Regions from separate parts of the Mus musculus genome. Here region 1 is linked to region 2. A link is a loop called in an ENCODE intact Hi-C map of the cell type or tissue named here. Cell type or tissue: left cerebral cortex. All regions are shown on one strand.

Region 1 (8,000 bases), 98 kb before region 2:
CATGGTGGCTCACAACCATCCGTAACGAGATCTGACTCCCTCTTCTGGAGTGTCTGAGGACAGCTACAGTGTACTTACATATAATAAATAAATAAATCAGTTCCCTGTCTTAAAAAAAAAAAAAAAAATTGACAATGTGTAAGTAGGCTTACGTGATATAATTTTACTAAAACTTAAGCTTTCTTTTCCTATTTGGTAGACTAGCAAGTGGATCACCAGATCTAAGATGCTGCTTACTGCATCAGAAACTACAGGTAACGGTTTTCCATAGCATGAGTGCACACACATTTACATCATTTACATATATATATATATATATATATATATGCAAAACCTGACGCTTAATCTAACACTTAAGTGTAGGAATGACTTATATAGGCTACTTTCTTTGGGCTGCTTATGGGTTGCTTATAATCCCTGTAATCTGTCTTGGTAAAGTAGAAAGAAATACTGAAGCAATTGATACATATTGCTGTACTCTAGTTCAACCATAAATGCTATTTCTGTTTTCTTCAGATGTTAAATTGTTGTATTGAAAGGAAGAAAGCACGTGATGAAGGGAAAAAGACGAGCCTCTCGGATAGTACGACTAGTGCATATCCAGGGGATGCTGGGAAAACTGGAGGCCAGCTGGGCCTGGACCATCTCAGAGATACAGAGAAGGAAAAGGGAGAAGTAGGGAAGTCCTGGGATTCCTGGAGTGATAGTGAAGAAGAGTTTTTTGAATGCCTCAGTGATACGGAAGACCTTAAAGGAAACGGACAGGAGAGTGGTAAGAAAGGCGGTCCCAAGGAGATGGCAAACTTAAAGCCAGAAGGCCGCCTGCACCAGCACGGGAAACTTACCCTGCTGCATAATGGAGAGCCTCTCTACATTCCAGTGACCCAGGTAGGTGCACCAAGGCTTGCAAACTCAGCTGCCTTTTGTTGTTGATTAGGTCCTTCCTAGAGGAGATGATTGCTTTTGGTAGGAGAGATTATTTAAAGTCTTTGATTAGGTTTGGAACTTTCAGTTCTGCCAGTCTGAAATTGCATAATCGTTTGAAGCCTTAGTAGATGGTATTGACCTTATATAAGGTGATTAATTCTTTGAGAATTCTATGCAATGTGTTTTGATCATACTTAGCCTCACCTTCTCCCCGTGACTTCTCTTAAAGTCTATACCTCTCCTACCTTCCCCAACCCTGTGCTCTCCTTTCTTATTTTCTTTTTTTTTCTTTTTTTTGGTTTTTCGAGACAGGGTTTCCTCTGTGTAGCCCTGGCTGTCCTGGAACTCACTCTGTAGACCAGGCTGGCCTCAAACTCAGAAATCCACCTGCCTCTGCCTCCCAAGTGCTGGGATTAAAGGTGTGCGCCACCACTGCTCGGCTTGGCTCTTTTCTTTTTAAATAGCCCATCAATTCCTTTTTTTTTTTTTTTTCCCCATATGCTCCTTGATATGGGGCCCTCCCCAGCAACATGGTGGACCTACCAGGACCCACACCCTTAAAGGAAACTGAGTCTCTCCTCCCTGGAAACCATCATCTGTCCATGGCTCCTCAGCCACACATCAGGGCTCATGAACCCCTTCCATTCCGTGTTAGAATGGGGACTAGCTTGATCCTCTGTGAATCTGAGTGCAGTGGCCATGTCATGTCCACAAGATGCTATGTACCCTCCTCCACAGTGGACCCTGAACTTGTGGAATTATTGGTTCTTAAACTGTATTTCCATAGGTAGAGATGAAGTGCTTGGAGTACTCCAAGTACAGAATGGGGAGAACAAAAACGATCGTCCTTCAGTTAGGACTGTTTTTATTTCTTCAAACATGTTTTAAAGCCATTTTATACCATTAGAACAGCAACTCAGTCTAGGGAAGAACAATTCATTTTTGGTGGTTGGTTTTGCCTAAGTGATATGTGAATACTTATGTTTAAAAAAAAAAAAAAGCAGCCCGGCGTCGTGGCGCGTGCCTTTAATCCCAGCACTCGGAAGATAGAGGCAGGTGGATTTCGGAGTTTGAGGACAGCCTGGTCTACAGAGTGAGTTCCAGGACAGCCAGGGCTACACAGAGAAACCCTGTCTCGAAAAACCAGAAAAAAAAAAAAAGCAGGCTTCTTGCTCACTGGTTCAGACCTTCTCAAAAGTAACTGTTGTTACTAGTTTGAGTTATGTTTCTTACACTTCTTCCTTTCCACTGATGTGTGCATATGGATATGATTTGGTTTCATTTCTGAATGTGCACTGATACGCAGCTTGTTTATCCTATCAATAGGGTCACCCCATGCCATTAAATGTACATCTGTGTCATTTATAATTGTTGCATATTATTCTAACATGTGGAAGTCCTACAGCTTATTTAATTATTCATGTCAATCACTGTGTGTCATTTTCAAGGATTTGCTCTTTTAAACAGTCTGTATCATGAGTCCCTGCCATCATTTACATAAGAAAGATGGTTCACTAGGTGAAGGGACCAATGCTATCAAGTTTCCCTTTAAACAGGTTGCACCTGTTTTACATTCTCATCAGTGGTAAATTAAAGGGTAAAGACATAGTAATTCTCACACTCTTTCCCCTTTTCATAGGTATAGATGGAATGCTTAGTATGTGCTGACACACTGTAGCCATGGCAGTTTAGCAAGAAATTACAGTAAGGTTCTAGCACTGAAATTACTTGCATTTTATGTCGATTTCATAAACTATGGTTTCAGTCCATATCATTGTCAGCAGTGCAGGATTATCTATCTATCATCTATCTATCTATCTATCATCTATCTATCTATCTATCTATCTATCTATTTTAAGAAAGTGCTTCCTATGTAGCCTTGTCTGGTCTGAAAGTCACTTAACTCACTTTGTAGATAAGGTTGTCCCAAACTATTAGAGATCTGTTTGCTCTTGTTTCCCAAGTGCTGGGATTAAAGGTATGCACTACCATGCCTGGCTATTTCCTCGACTTTTGATGAACCTAAGCATTTGTCAATGTAATTGACTGGTTTTATATCTTGAAATGTTTTAGTAGCTATTATTAAACTAAGGGTTAAGTCTCTAAGTGTATAAGTATATAAGTATAAACTAAGTGTACAAGCATAAGCTAAGTATATAAGTGTAGAAGTATGTAAGTATAAAGTGTATAAGCATAAAGTAAGTATGTAGTGATCGATAGGATGGATGTGTATCCTCACCAGCATTGCATGTGATTATTTTATGTAATTCCCTTCACTTGATGTATCATGGGTTCACATACAATAATTAAATTAATAAATGGAACCATTTGTATTATATGTTCATAGAATAATCAATATTGTCCTGATTAATGTTTGTCAATGTGAGACAAACGAGACACCTGGGAAGAGGAAATCTCACTGGAGGAATTGCCTCCATCAGACTAGCCTGTAGACAAGTCCATAGGACATTTTCTTAGTTAATGATTGATGTCAGGAAACCCATTGGATGACACTATCTCTAGCAGGTTGTATAAAGAAGCAGGCTGAGCAAGGCATGGAGAGCAAGCAGCAAAGAACCTCCCTCCATAGCCTAAGTGTTAGCTTCAGTTCCTGCCTCTAAGTTCTCCTGAGTATCTGTTCTGACTTCCCTCAGCGATGGTCTTGACTTGAAAGTTATAAGATAAACCCTTTCCTTTAGTTGGTTTTGGTTAGCATTGCCATGGCAACAGAAACCCAACTAGAACAGAAATGTTGTTGTCTTTTGATATTGAGTAGAAAGGAGAAAGTTGAATTAGGTCTCATGTAGGCAGAGTTGGTACTGAATTCACTGTGAAGGTGAGGATGATCTTGAAGCCTCAGTCCTTTAGCCTTCACCTTTCAAGTGCTAGGATTACAGGCATCACACCCAGCTATCTATAGTATGTGCTCATACGGGTAATTCCTTTCAGCATAGTTGTATTTTTGATTCATGTTATTTTGGTTCACTCATGTTTATTCTTTAGTGATTTTCCTATTCCTTCCCTTCCATCCTGTGACTTCATAGCTATAGGGCCATAAAAAGTAGCTTCTTATTATGGGGAGTTAGTTAGTTAGGGCCTCTGCTCTGAAGTCGGTGCTCCAGGAGAAACTCATGGAATTTGTTGGTTAAATTCTGCATTTCTTTACATTCTTCCAAATGTGTATTTTGTGGCTGCATAAGCAGAAATGTCTATGGTCCTATGTTTATCCTATGTTTATGGTCCTGCTGTGTTTCTGAAGAGCTACTTTTGTCCTTTTGTCCTTTTGTGCATTGTCACAGGAACCAGCACCCATGACAGAAGATCTGCTGGAAGAGCAGTCTGAGGTCTTAGCAAAATTAGGGACATCTGCTGAGGGGGCGCACCTCCGCGCACGCATGCAGAGTGCCTGTCTCCTCTCCGATATGGAGTCTTTTAAGGTAGGTCACACTTCCAGAGCTCTCTGAGTCTGTCTTCAGCTATTCTGGGATGAAACTGTGAACAACACTATAAAGTGACATGAAGGTTGTGTCTTTTTTAAGTGTTTGGATTTATTACTTGTTACAAAATGCTTCTTCCAGCCTGGAAAGGACATGTCAGACTCACTTCTTAGGTTTGTAAAAGAAAGTCAACCTGCTTTCCAAAGTTGAGAATTGAATATTCTGTGTGTTATAGATGGTTTTTCCTTTGTGTGTCCTTAGCCAATTTAAGGCTTTGGGAACTGTAGGGATTTCTATGTGGATTATTTTATGCAACAAACATATGTGTGCCACACACTATGAGTAGGTGGGGGAGATACAGTATTTATTTAGTCGATTGAGCTTGTGAGAGATTTCTAGTCTTCAAAGGATGCAAGGTCAGAGGGAAGTGGCTAAGCAGGTATGGGAACTTTCTCAGAAAAGTCAGTATTTTGGAAAAGTAGGTATTTGCTGCCTGGAGGAGTTATTGTGGGCTTGGATAAAGGCTTGGGTGTACAGCTCTGCACATTTAGGGGACAGTGGTATTTGAGTGTCCTTAACCCTAAGATACTGTATGAACCAGTATCTGAAACTTTAAAATTTTATGTGTGTGGGTATTTTACCTGCATGAATATCTGTGCACCATGTGGGTACTGGGAATTGAACCTGTGTCCTCTGGAAGAGCAAGTGGTGCTCTTAACTCCTGAGCAAACTCTTTGGCCCCCAATATCTGACACTTTAAAGTCATAACCTAACACTATGAGTAGAAAATTCCACACTATAAGAGTGTTTCATATGCAAAATTATTTAAGTCATTGTATAAACTCACCTTCACAGTATATAAGTGTAGTATGCATGAAAAGTAATTGAATTTTAGGTTTAGACTCGAGTCAAAGCTTAGTTTGTGCATTTGAAAATTCAGAAATCTAAAAAAATTCAAAGCCCTCCTACACCCATGTATTTTGGAAAGTATACTCAACCCGAGTGACAAACAACTCGGGGTGGGGGGGGGGGGCCTTCGCTGTCTGCACACGGATGTCTGAAACTTCTTCCAGGCCTGAGCATGCATGCATGTTTGTTTGTATGTATGTATTTAATGTGAGTACATCCCTGTCTCCAGACACACCAAAAGAGGATCCTATTACAAATGGTTGTGAGCCACTGTGAGGTTGCTGGGAATTGAACTCAGGACCTGTGGAGAAAACCAAAAAGAAGGGGGTCAGCAGGTGTGGACAACTTCCACTACAGTTCTCCTGCCATCAGCTGCCTTCCTAGTCAGGGTGTGCTCCACAGCAGGCTCTGCAGACGTGCACACAAGAGACTGCAAACGGTGCTTGCAGTCTTTTAACATTGTGCACTACCAAAACTGCTGCTCATTAAATTCTTTTGGACTGAGCTGGGCACTTACAAATTTATAATAACTTTTTAAACCAGAAAATAGAGGTACATGTATAAGGTGGCTCTTAGGAATACAACTATGAAAGATAGATACTTTTAAAAGTAAGTAGTTATTCTAAACATATGAGTTGCCTTTCCCTTTCTGTAGGAACAATTTACTATTAGAACTGCTTAGAGATCCCAGAGTTGGGCATGGATGTATGCCTGAGACACCCATACATCATAGGGGCTTATTCTGGGCCATCCGTTATAATAAATCCTTTAACAGTAAAAAGAGGACAAGTCATGGCTGAGGTGTCTGTCCTGCCTGGTATGTTACTAAGAACTTAGGGCAGGGGAGGGCTCTAGTACAAAATACTCACTAGTCTGTAACATAGGAGCTGAATATTGAAAACTGTCAAGCTTACTGCCTTTACAGATGAGCTGGTGTGCTGCCTGGGTAGGATCCAGACCTTTGCTCATAAATCCTAGGCACTGTCACAAACCATGGCACAGCCTTACAAGAATGGATCCTATGGGGCTGGAGAGATGGCTTAGCAGTTAAGAGCACTGGCTGTTCTTCTAGAGGACCCAGGTTCAATTCTCAGCACTCAGGAAAAACAAAATGAAACAACAACAAACGGGTTCTACAGTTAGTGAAGAACTTCCTCTGGTTCGTTAGGGTCTCTCTGGGTTAAGAATGGTGACCCTAAGCCCCATGAGTTTAGCCATCACATTTGAAACAGACTATTCTCACCAACAGTGCTACATGCCCATCCTTATGTACTCTGCTAATAATAGCTCTCCACAAGCAGTGTGAGGCGGCTTTATCGTCTAGGTTTGAAAGTAGAATTGTTGGAACGTTTTTGGCATATGTCATTATTCTAGGTAGTTGTGCTATAACTGGAGCATGAATGCTTGCTTTTAGCCACCTGAACAATAATAGTGGGATTTCAGCTCCTTAATAGCATAGACGTAGTTTAGATGGAGGTGTTTTGTGTGAAGCCTTAGAGTTTGGTTGCTGACTAGAACATGAGTGAGGGAGGCTAGCTGATATTTATACCAGTGCTGCTATTGCCTAACCACCAAGTATAGAGTCTCGGTCATGTGTTACTCTGGCTGTGCTGTGCATTATTTAACTCTCTACACTTCATTTATTCACTACTTTGTTCAGTACTGAGTAATTAATACTACAGTTTGTACAAAGTCATCACATAAAAATGGTGCTTTTTTGGTTTTTGGTTTTTCTGTAAAATTGAGGAACATTTTTGGTGCTTTAACACCTCCTATTTTAAATGTGACTTTCAAACTTTAAGTGTGAATATAACTTTGCACTAGGCTTGTCTGAAAATGCTGGGTTTTGTTTTGTTGTTTTTTTTGTGTGTTAGGCAGCTAATCCAGGCTGCTTTCTGGAAGATTTCGTGAGGTGGTACTCACCAAGGGACTACATTGAGGAGGAGGTGACTGACGAGAAGGGCAATGTGGTCCTGAAGGGGGAGCTGAGTGCCCGTATGAAGATCCCCAGCAACATGTGGGTAGAAGCCTGGGAGACTGCTAAGCCTGTGCCAGCACGACGTCAGAGGAGACTGTTTGATGACACCCGAGAGGCTGAAAAGGTACGAGGAAGTGACCAGTAAATCTACTGTGTAATGACAAAGAAATTACAGATTGTAGAAGATCGCTAACAATCTTTAGAAGTACTGAGAAAATCAAGTAACAAAATAACACTTACACATTTATTATTAGTGGCTCTATCTAATGCCCTAAAAAAGAAATCCTAGATTGACAACACGCTGCTGTTAACTGCCATGTTGGTGTTGTGGCTCACAGATCATCCTCGTTCTCTGCATGCTCCTCCTTTGTACGTGTAACATAAAGACTTGGAAAGCTTGAGAAAGTAGTTCTTACAGTTCCTACATGCTTGCCTCTGCCATAGCTGCTGCTTAGCTGGGAAAGAGGCAAGAGTGAGCTGAGGTCAGGCCTCTGTGCCCCAGGAAGGCCGCCCTGCAGTATTTCTGGGTCCCCTGTGTCTCCCTCAGGTCCTGCACTACCTGGCCATGCAGAAGCCTGCAGACCTAGCCAGGCACCTCCTGCCTTGTGTGATTCATGCAGCTGTTCTCAAGGTAAAGGAAGAAGGTAAATGTCTCAGTTGTCAGTCCCTACGCCCATTGCCAAAGAAGGGTTTTTGGTTTCATTTTTAACTATGGCTTTGAATTTCTTTCTTTCTTTTTTTTTTTAATA
Region 2 (8,000 bases):
TTGGGTTACTTCACTTAGGATGATATCCTAACATGGAAACAATGTCTAACTGCTCACAATAATAATTCAGCCTTTTATGAAAGAATACAGACTGGAATATCTTAAGGAAAGGGAGGAAAAATGGGAACTCCTACTGAGGAAAGGCTCCAGAAGCTCCCAACAAACATGTAGGCAAATACTTAGGTGAGGCGGGAACCTCTGTATGTGTGGAAAGCATTTATAATGTCAACCACTGACTGGAAGTAACAGACAGAAACAATGTTTACTTTATCCTCGTTGTGAAAATACTGATATTTTATGAAATAAAAGTCTTTAGGAGGAGAAACTAAAATAATAGTTCTGGTTTCTACTCATTCTTTTATGGCACCTGTTCCTCCACCCCATTCTCTCCCCTTCTCACTACAATGCCCCAGGCAAGCGCTGCCTGTTTTCCTTGTCCAAATCACCCTTCCCCTTCCTGTTCTCACACCTGCCTTTCCAAGCTGATCTCTGAGTCTTCCCAGGATAACTAAACCCCCTAGTCTTTCAGGCCCTAGATCTATCTAAGTCGATACCAAGCTCCCAATACAAGTCAGATCTGACTCTAGGCAATCTTCTGGGATAAACCACGTTGCTGTGGAAATACACCACTGAGAACACTGGCTCCACTACTAATCTGTTTATGATCGCAAATGGCTACTTAGCATCACTAGTAAGCCTGTGGTCCTAATCTCACCATCTTAGTTCCTATCCTGCAGAAGTTTAGATCACAGAAACTTTCAAATTCTTATTGTGTTCAAAGACACAATAAACTGCCTCTCATAAAAAAATGTCCTGAGATGCAAGCCCTGTCACTCTAGAACCTATGGTACAGGTCCAATAATATGCCACTTCTCGATGCAAACTCCCTCACTGAAACCATACTACAATCTCAATAATACACCACACAACTATAAAAAATAGTTATTTATATACTATAACAAACATTTATGTAGAAAAATGGTCAATATTATAAGGGACAAAAATGCTAATATTTTTAATATAATAATCTCTTTTTCAAAAAATATGAATTTGTTTACTCTTCTATTAGTTTTGGACCATATAAAAATATAGCCCTGAAAACAACAAGGAAACTTGTAAATCTGATCACACATGACCATGCCACACTTTATAACTTTACAGTGCCGAGGCTAAAAAAAGAGGTGGAGAACATTGGTGAATGGGTATAGAGGTTTAGATTAGGGTGACAAATGTGCTAGAAATTAAAAGCTTTGTTTTACAACAATATGAATGTATCTAAAGATACCAAATTATATACTTAAAATGGTAAAATAGTACATTTTCTTACGTATTATTGCAAACCAATGCCTGCAGAAGACACAGAGAAGGGGAAGACACCCACAATGTCTTCCTATTACATTCTGATGAACAAGACTGTAATTTGACTCCTACCTAGCCCTATCTTTATCTAACTCCTGACTAACTGTTTTTGTCTAGAGACCTTGGTTTAGCTCAGAATATTCAGCTGAATATTTAGTTCCTCAAGGGCACAGTGGTCTCTCTTGTTCTGGTTTTAGCATATAGAATTTCCACTTTCTGAAAAGGAAAGGAATATATTTACTCACAGGATGCTTCTGACTGTCTTGACTGGTTCACATTGGTACACCCGGCCATCAGGCCTTTCCTCTTCCCATCCTCACATGACAGTCATCTATAATTACCTGGTTAGTGCCAGACGTGACAATTCAGTGAAAGCTTGAATCATTTTGATCCCTAGAGCATGAAGGCTTATACATTTTGGCTGAATGTATGTCTGTGCAGCACAAGCATGTCTACTGTCTGCAGAGGCCGGAGGAGGATGTTGAATCCTCTACAACTGAAGTCATAGATGGTCATTTATTGTCATGTAGGTGCCAGGAATCGAACCTAGGTCCTCTAGGAGAGCATCCAGGACTTTTAATCACTAAGCCATCTATCTAGCCTCCTAAAAATAATTTTTGAACAAATGGATTAATTTAAAAAAACAAGCTAGAGGCAGTAGGTGGGATAAAATGACCTCATACACCAACTCAATATAGAATGATTCAAAATCAGAAGTCTTTCCAAACACAAATACAGAATTTATATCACATCTTACTTAACTATTCCTCAAACAGACGTTGAGTGCTCAGTATATTAACTATTTACTTCACAACTGAGCCATGTGCTCAAGGAATAGACAGCCCTGTATTTAGCCAGAGGCAGAACAGTAAATGACGCAGTGCTGGAGAACATATGGAGGTGAGCAGGACCCTGATTATGCTAATAATGGACATAACACCTTGAGTATATACTATCAAGTAGCATTTCACCGTCTCAAGAAAATTTAGACAACCAATTCTCCTTAGTAGAACTGGTATAGAATTTGATGTGTTCCCACACAAAAAACTGAACCCAGAGCCCTGTACATAAGTGTTGTAGAGGGGCCTGGTGCTGTTCTTGTGAACCAATCCCCTAATGACTAAAGGAGCCAATCACTGGGCGAATAGGTGGGACTTCTGGGTTGGACAGAGGAAGAGAAGGAGGAGGAGAGAGGTAGGTCTTTTGGAACAGGGATAGCATGAGGGTAAGATGTAGCTGCTAGAGTTTCACTAGAGGAATCAGATTAAACAGGGCTTACAAGAGAGGGTTTTAGTTGTAGCGCCCAGAGATTGAGCTACCACTGTTTCTGAGCTAAGTTTGTGTGGTGTTTTTCTTCTTGAAGTGATTTGACTGGGTTCCAGAGAGAAGGTACCGCAGCAAGGTGCGTAGATTTGCCTGATGTGTGCCACAAAGGCCATGGGGTGGGGGATTTGAAGCATTGGCGTGGTAGCGACCCGCCAGTGGGAACCAAGTGAGCTGGGTGAGAAGTTTCAGGACCTTCCGGGCCAGAGTCTCCACCAGATAAGAAAAGGCCAGCTAGTCCCCTGGGGCTGAGAGTAGCTGGGCATAGTGCTGGAACCTGTCAGTTCATTATTTTAAATAATAATAATTTCCTACAACACATAAGACGCAAGCACAATTTCCCCAGATCTTCTTGGGACACTTTTAAGTTCTAAGCACAATGTAAGAGAGGACAGATATGTCTTCCCAAAGCATATTTTTGTTTTTAGTTCAAGACAGTGTCTCACTATGTAACCCTGGCTGGCCTAGACTTCATTGTGCAGACCAGAATAGCCTCAAACTCAGAGATCCACCTGCTTCTGCCTTCCCAGTGCTGATATTAAAGGCTTGTGCTATCACACCTGGCTCACACGATGCTTGGCCGGGTTATTCACAAGTCTTCCTTTTATAAGCACTGGAACATTTATTAAAGGTGCCACTTCTGAAGTCTCTCATGTTGCCAAGAAAAATGTGGAAAAATATAAAAGGAAATAGAAACTGGGGTAAGTGATTTAACCCCAGAAGGTGCACAAGGGTCTAAGTGGGCTCTATACCTTCTCTCACTTAACTACTGTCGATCAATTTATTCACTGTGCTTCATTCTCCAGATTTTATTTGTATTTATAGCTACCTCTAAATAGAATCCACTAGAGTGACTACCATGTGGCATTCTGAGTAAGGGTACTCTGCTTGAGTAATCTCTTTTCTCTGTGCCTCTCAAATCAAATGGGGTCTGTGGTGTTTGGTTACTTAGGCCCTAAGATCGTTCGTTCTTCAGATTCCATCTGCATTAGCATGCTTCTTTAGGCTGTTACTCGGGAATTTAATAAACTTTTTAAAGACAAAATGACATCTTGATCGAGCACTTCACTTAACTTTTATTTTGAATGCAGCATGACATTTTAAATATAAAATATGGGTCTAGGATGGAATAACGATCCATAATTTGCATTCTCTAAAATTATAGTGTGAAAATGACACCTTTCCAGAATAAAAACACTGTGGAAGAAAATATAGCATCCCACAGCCTAACTTAAAATGCCAGGAAATGCCTTGATCTGAATCAAAGCTTATGGAACCACAGTGCTTTCAAGGTAAAGAAATAAAGGATTAGAAAGACTTCAGAAATGGATGTAGAAGAAAACATCTTCAAAGGGCTAGAGAGGGTGCAGCCCTTACACATACATGAGGTTCTTACAGAGGACCTAAGTTTGGCTACCAGAACCATGCTGGATGGCCAAACCTCAGCTCCAGAAGATCTGATTCCCCTGGTCTCACCTCCATGGTTACCTGCGCTCACAAGTGCACAGACCTATTCAGACATTCAGATGTCCACATAATTATAAAGAAAGAAAACGCCTTTGAGAAGCACAATGTTGATCTTGAAACGACTAACAAGCAGGAAACAGAACACAACCTACGCCATCACACATTTCACAGAGATGAAATATTTCTCTTCGAAATACTATTTATACTCATAAGTGAGGTGCACACTTCTGCTCTCATATGACAGATATTAATCAAAAAACAGACTGTAGGACAGACACACAAATTAAACATTGAGCCTGAGATTTCAAAAACTCAGGCACAGTCTTGCTCTGTGCCTCCAGCTGGTGGATCAGGTGTAAGCTTTCAGCTACTGCTGTAGCTCATTCCTGCTGGTCTGCCTGCTGCTACCTTGTTCCCACCATGAGTCACTGTAAGCAAGCCCTTAATTAAATGTTGTCTTCCATAAGTTGCTATGGTAATGGTGCCTCTTCACAGCAATAGAACAGGAACTAAGACATCATTGTAACACCAAAACCTGGCTCATCTCAACCTGACACCTCACACAGTCAAATGGAAAGCAGGACAACACACCTCCATGCATATACTCAAGAATAGACATATTTTCTTTCAGCCTTGACATGGATGAAGGCAAGTCTAGCCTCTAATCATTCACCTGCTTTCCTTCCCAAGTGCTGGCATTGAAGGCACGTGCCACCATGCCTAGGTATTTCTTTTACATTACAGGTAGGCTACCCAGGCAGGGCTTTACTTTAAGGAATTCTTCCATAGGTGCAACAAGTTTGCAAACCACGGGAATAAGGAATGGCTAACAGTGTTTAATGCTCAGAGTTTTAAATATGTCCAGATAAAGGCTTATGGAGAACGGTCATCTTACCTGACATGTGCATTGCAGTATCTTTTAGCATACTCAATCCAAGTTCCAAATTTTTGTGGGAAAAGAGCCTCAATCTGCATGAAAAGCTATAACAATACAAATATCCTCAATTACAATATTCTCAAGTAAGTTATTAGGATGATAAAAGAATTTAATAAAAATGGTAACAGGCATAAAAGTAAAAATGCTTCTTCCTCAAAGACTTTCCTTCTTTTTCACACCACACTATCCATTCTTCAAGGATAATAATTCTCTTTTTCTAAATATAACATATATATACAGTCACAATTTAAAAAAGATTTCTCTCTAGCCCCTGTATATGTATGTATGTATGTATGTATACACATATAGACAATCATAATATTATGGTACAACTAAAATCTTATTGTAAAAACATCAGAGGCAACTTTTAATTTTAAGAGGTATATAAGCAATATACTATAATAATAAAGAATCCTTAAAAGGATGAATAACCATTATTGTGTCTATGTGATAAAATAGTCAAACAGATGCCTGATAATGAATGAATAGGCTGTTTCTGTCTTTTAAGCAGTTATAAATATTAGTAATTTCACAATTATATTTGTGTATCCATGCTACACATGAGTACTAGCGATCTGTTCATCTATCTATCCACCTGCTTACATACATTTGTTTGAAATGAAGTATTTATGTAGTCATTATATACCCTGGCTGACCTCAACTTCCACCCTCCTGCCTTTACTTCCAGAATGCTGGGATTAAAGGCATGTGCTACCAGACACATTCAAGCTGCATTTTCATTGGATGAATTTCATATGTTATAATTTTAGAGATAAACAGTTGGTGTGAGGGGTAAAGCACAGAGCCTGAGGCATGGTAGGCAATTGCTATACCACTAAATCTAATCTCGGGTGCATGGAACATGGCATGCATGTTCTTTTCTTCTCTTTTGACATAAATATCTCTGTGTGTACTGTGCATGTTCATGTGGTAGCTTCTGCCATTGGCGTCTTTTTGAATCATTTTGTACTTTATGAATTGAGTGAGTCTCTCACTGAACCTGCATTTCTGCTGGTCTGGCTTGCCAGCTGCTGGGGGATTCTTGTCTTCTCCTCCCACACTGGGCTTATAGCCTGCTGCCACACTGGGCTTATAGCTGCCACACTGGGCTTATAGCTGCCACACTGGGCTTATAGCTGCCACACTGGGCTTATAGCCTGCTGCCACAACTGCTCGGCTTTTATGTGGGGTCCGGGGACTTGAACTGCCCTCACATTCGTGCATTAAGTATTGTACCGCTGTGCTATCTTCCCAGCCTAGATGTATACTTTGAATACTATGTAAATTTGCCACTTGGGCCAATAGTATCCTTGTGTAACTTTTCTTTTCACGACCCTGATAGGCTGCACACAATAACAATTTACTGTCAGGTTTAATAGGCTCTTTAACATAATGTTTTTATTGATATGATTAATATAAAGTTCACTCTTCAAGTATGAAATTCAGTGGCTTTTAGCACAGTCACAAAGTTATATATCAACCACTACTATTTACAAAAGGTTGTTACCATCTTAAAAAGAAACCCACCTCCATTAGTAGTCAAAGCCCTCTTCCCTTCCCACCAGGTCCTGGCAAGCACTAGCTATTTTTTACTTTCATGAATGTTTCTATTCCTAGGACTTCATATTTAAAAAATCATCCCCAGTACAGCCCTTTGCTGTGTGCACCTGTGTCAACATGAAAACAAAGATTTTCAATCAACAACTTAAATTCCCAGCTAGAAAGGGAAGAACACGCTAAATGAAAAGGCAAGCACCAAAGAAAAACACTATAAGCATTTTGATGAAAATAAAGGAGAAAATAAGAGAAAATTAGCAAACACAAGTCTGTTTTAGGAACAATCAATAACGCTGACTAAACTTTGGTTAGATAAGGAGTGAGACAAAAGCCTACTGAAGTTAGGAATACAGAGGATGATCACCACCATCACAGAGATACAAAGGATAAACAACAGTGTGCCAGCAAATCAGATTCCTCAGATCAAATGGTCAGAAAGAACTAAGAGTGTCTGAAAAAGACACTCAACACGTGGCTGTTCCTAGACTAAGTTCCTCTAGTCTAGATAGATACCTCACCTGGCCTGTAACAGCCTTTAGTTTGTTTCTACTTTCCAAAGTGGAGCTACCAAAGTAAAAAAGAACTACAGAAAAATTCTGCAAGGGAGTATAAACAGATCTCTAAAGGGAGCTCACTGGCCAGCTAGCCCAGAGAAATTGGAGCTCCAGGACCAGTGGGAGTCCCACTTCAAAAAAAGAAGGTAGACAGCAGATAAGACAGACAGTAGAAATTCCTTCACAGGTACAGGATTTTCTCTCTCTCTCTCACACAACACACAAACATATATGTAAATGTAACTTTTATTCTCCTATAGTCATTGTTGTCTCTGAGGCTTACTGCCTCTATCTGCTAACCTAGGCCTAGTCCTGGAAGCTTCTAATTTCTGTACAATCTAATCGAGGCCTATCATGTTTTCAGCCTCTGAGACTTACTACTGAATAAGCTCACCCTTCTTAGTTCTTTCTGATCTCTGGGTGGCTGATTCAATTCAGTTGTTCTGGTTCAAACTCCTCTCCAAAATGACTGATTCACACTGGCTCCTCTCAACTTCTGACTGAATTGCCCTGCTTGGTCTCAAACTAACTCCAGAACAAGTATTAATCTTCTGGCTCCTTCTCATTCTCTGGCTCATTTTGTCTTAACATATGTCTAGCTTGTTCTCTCTCTGCAACATGTCTCTCTAAAACTGTCCCAGTAAAAGTGTCTCCTCTCTCTTAAAGCAGCTCTCTTTCCTCTCTGTTCTCACGAGAGTTGGGTGTATCCTACTCTGTCAAACCTCTATCTGATTTGTAACTTTGTCTGCCACTCAACTGGGCATCACTTTCAAACATGGGTGTTTCCTCCTACAAACTAACTT

What was found. Peaks named below come from ENCODE experiments on the same cell type or tissue, not always from the same donor. Only the 100,000 strongest peaks of a DNase experiment are listed, where the experiment ranks them.
Region 1: a loop joins it to region 2, with 8 times the contacts of the local background. A loop is called at or near these places in 2 of 42 quality-filtered maps.

What each region holds. Positions count from the first base shown.
Region 1 is chr1:127,930,191-127,938,190 of GRCm38, forward strand. Rab3gap1 (RAB3 GTPase activating protein subunit 1) reads left to right here. Exons shown (of 24, transcript NM_178690.4): 16 at 200-254; 17 at 517-888; 18 at 4,227-4,364; 19 at 7,148-7,375; 20 at 7,799-7,895. Among named protein-coding and RNA genes, the nearest start is that of Gm28800, 27 kb to the right of the region's middle. In left cerebral cortex, a CTCF peak has its summit at 7,250 (motif pointing right); DNase peaks (open chromatin) are centred at 3,624, 4,005, 4,337, 5,589 and 5 more places; H3K27ac peaks cover 4,496 bases.
Region 2 is chr1:128,027,805-128,035,804 of GRCm38, forward strand. It overlaps Zranb3 (zinc finger, RAN-binding domain containing 3), which reads right to left. Exons shown (of 21, transcript NM_027678.3): 6 at 5,045-5,130. Among named protein-coding and RNA genes, the nearest start is that of Zranb3, 71 kb to the right of the region's middle. In left cerebral cortex, no CTCF peak of the experiment used is centred here; DNase peaks (open chromatin) are centred at 1,660, 3,245, 3,898, 4,495 and 1 more place; H3K27ac peaks cover 5,932 bases.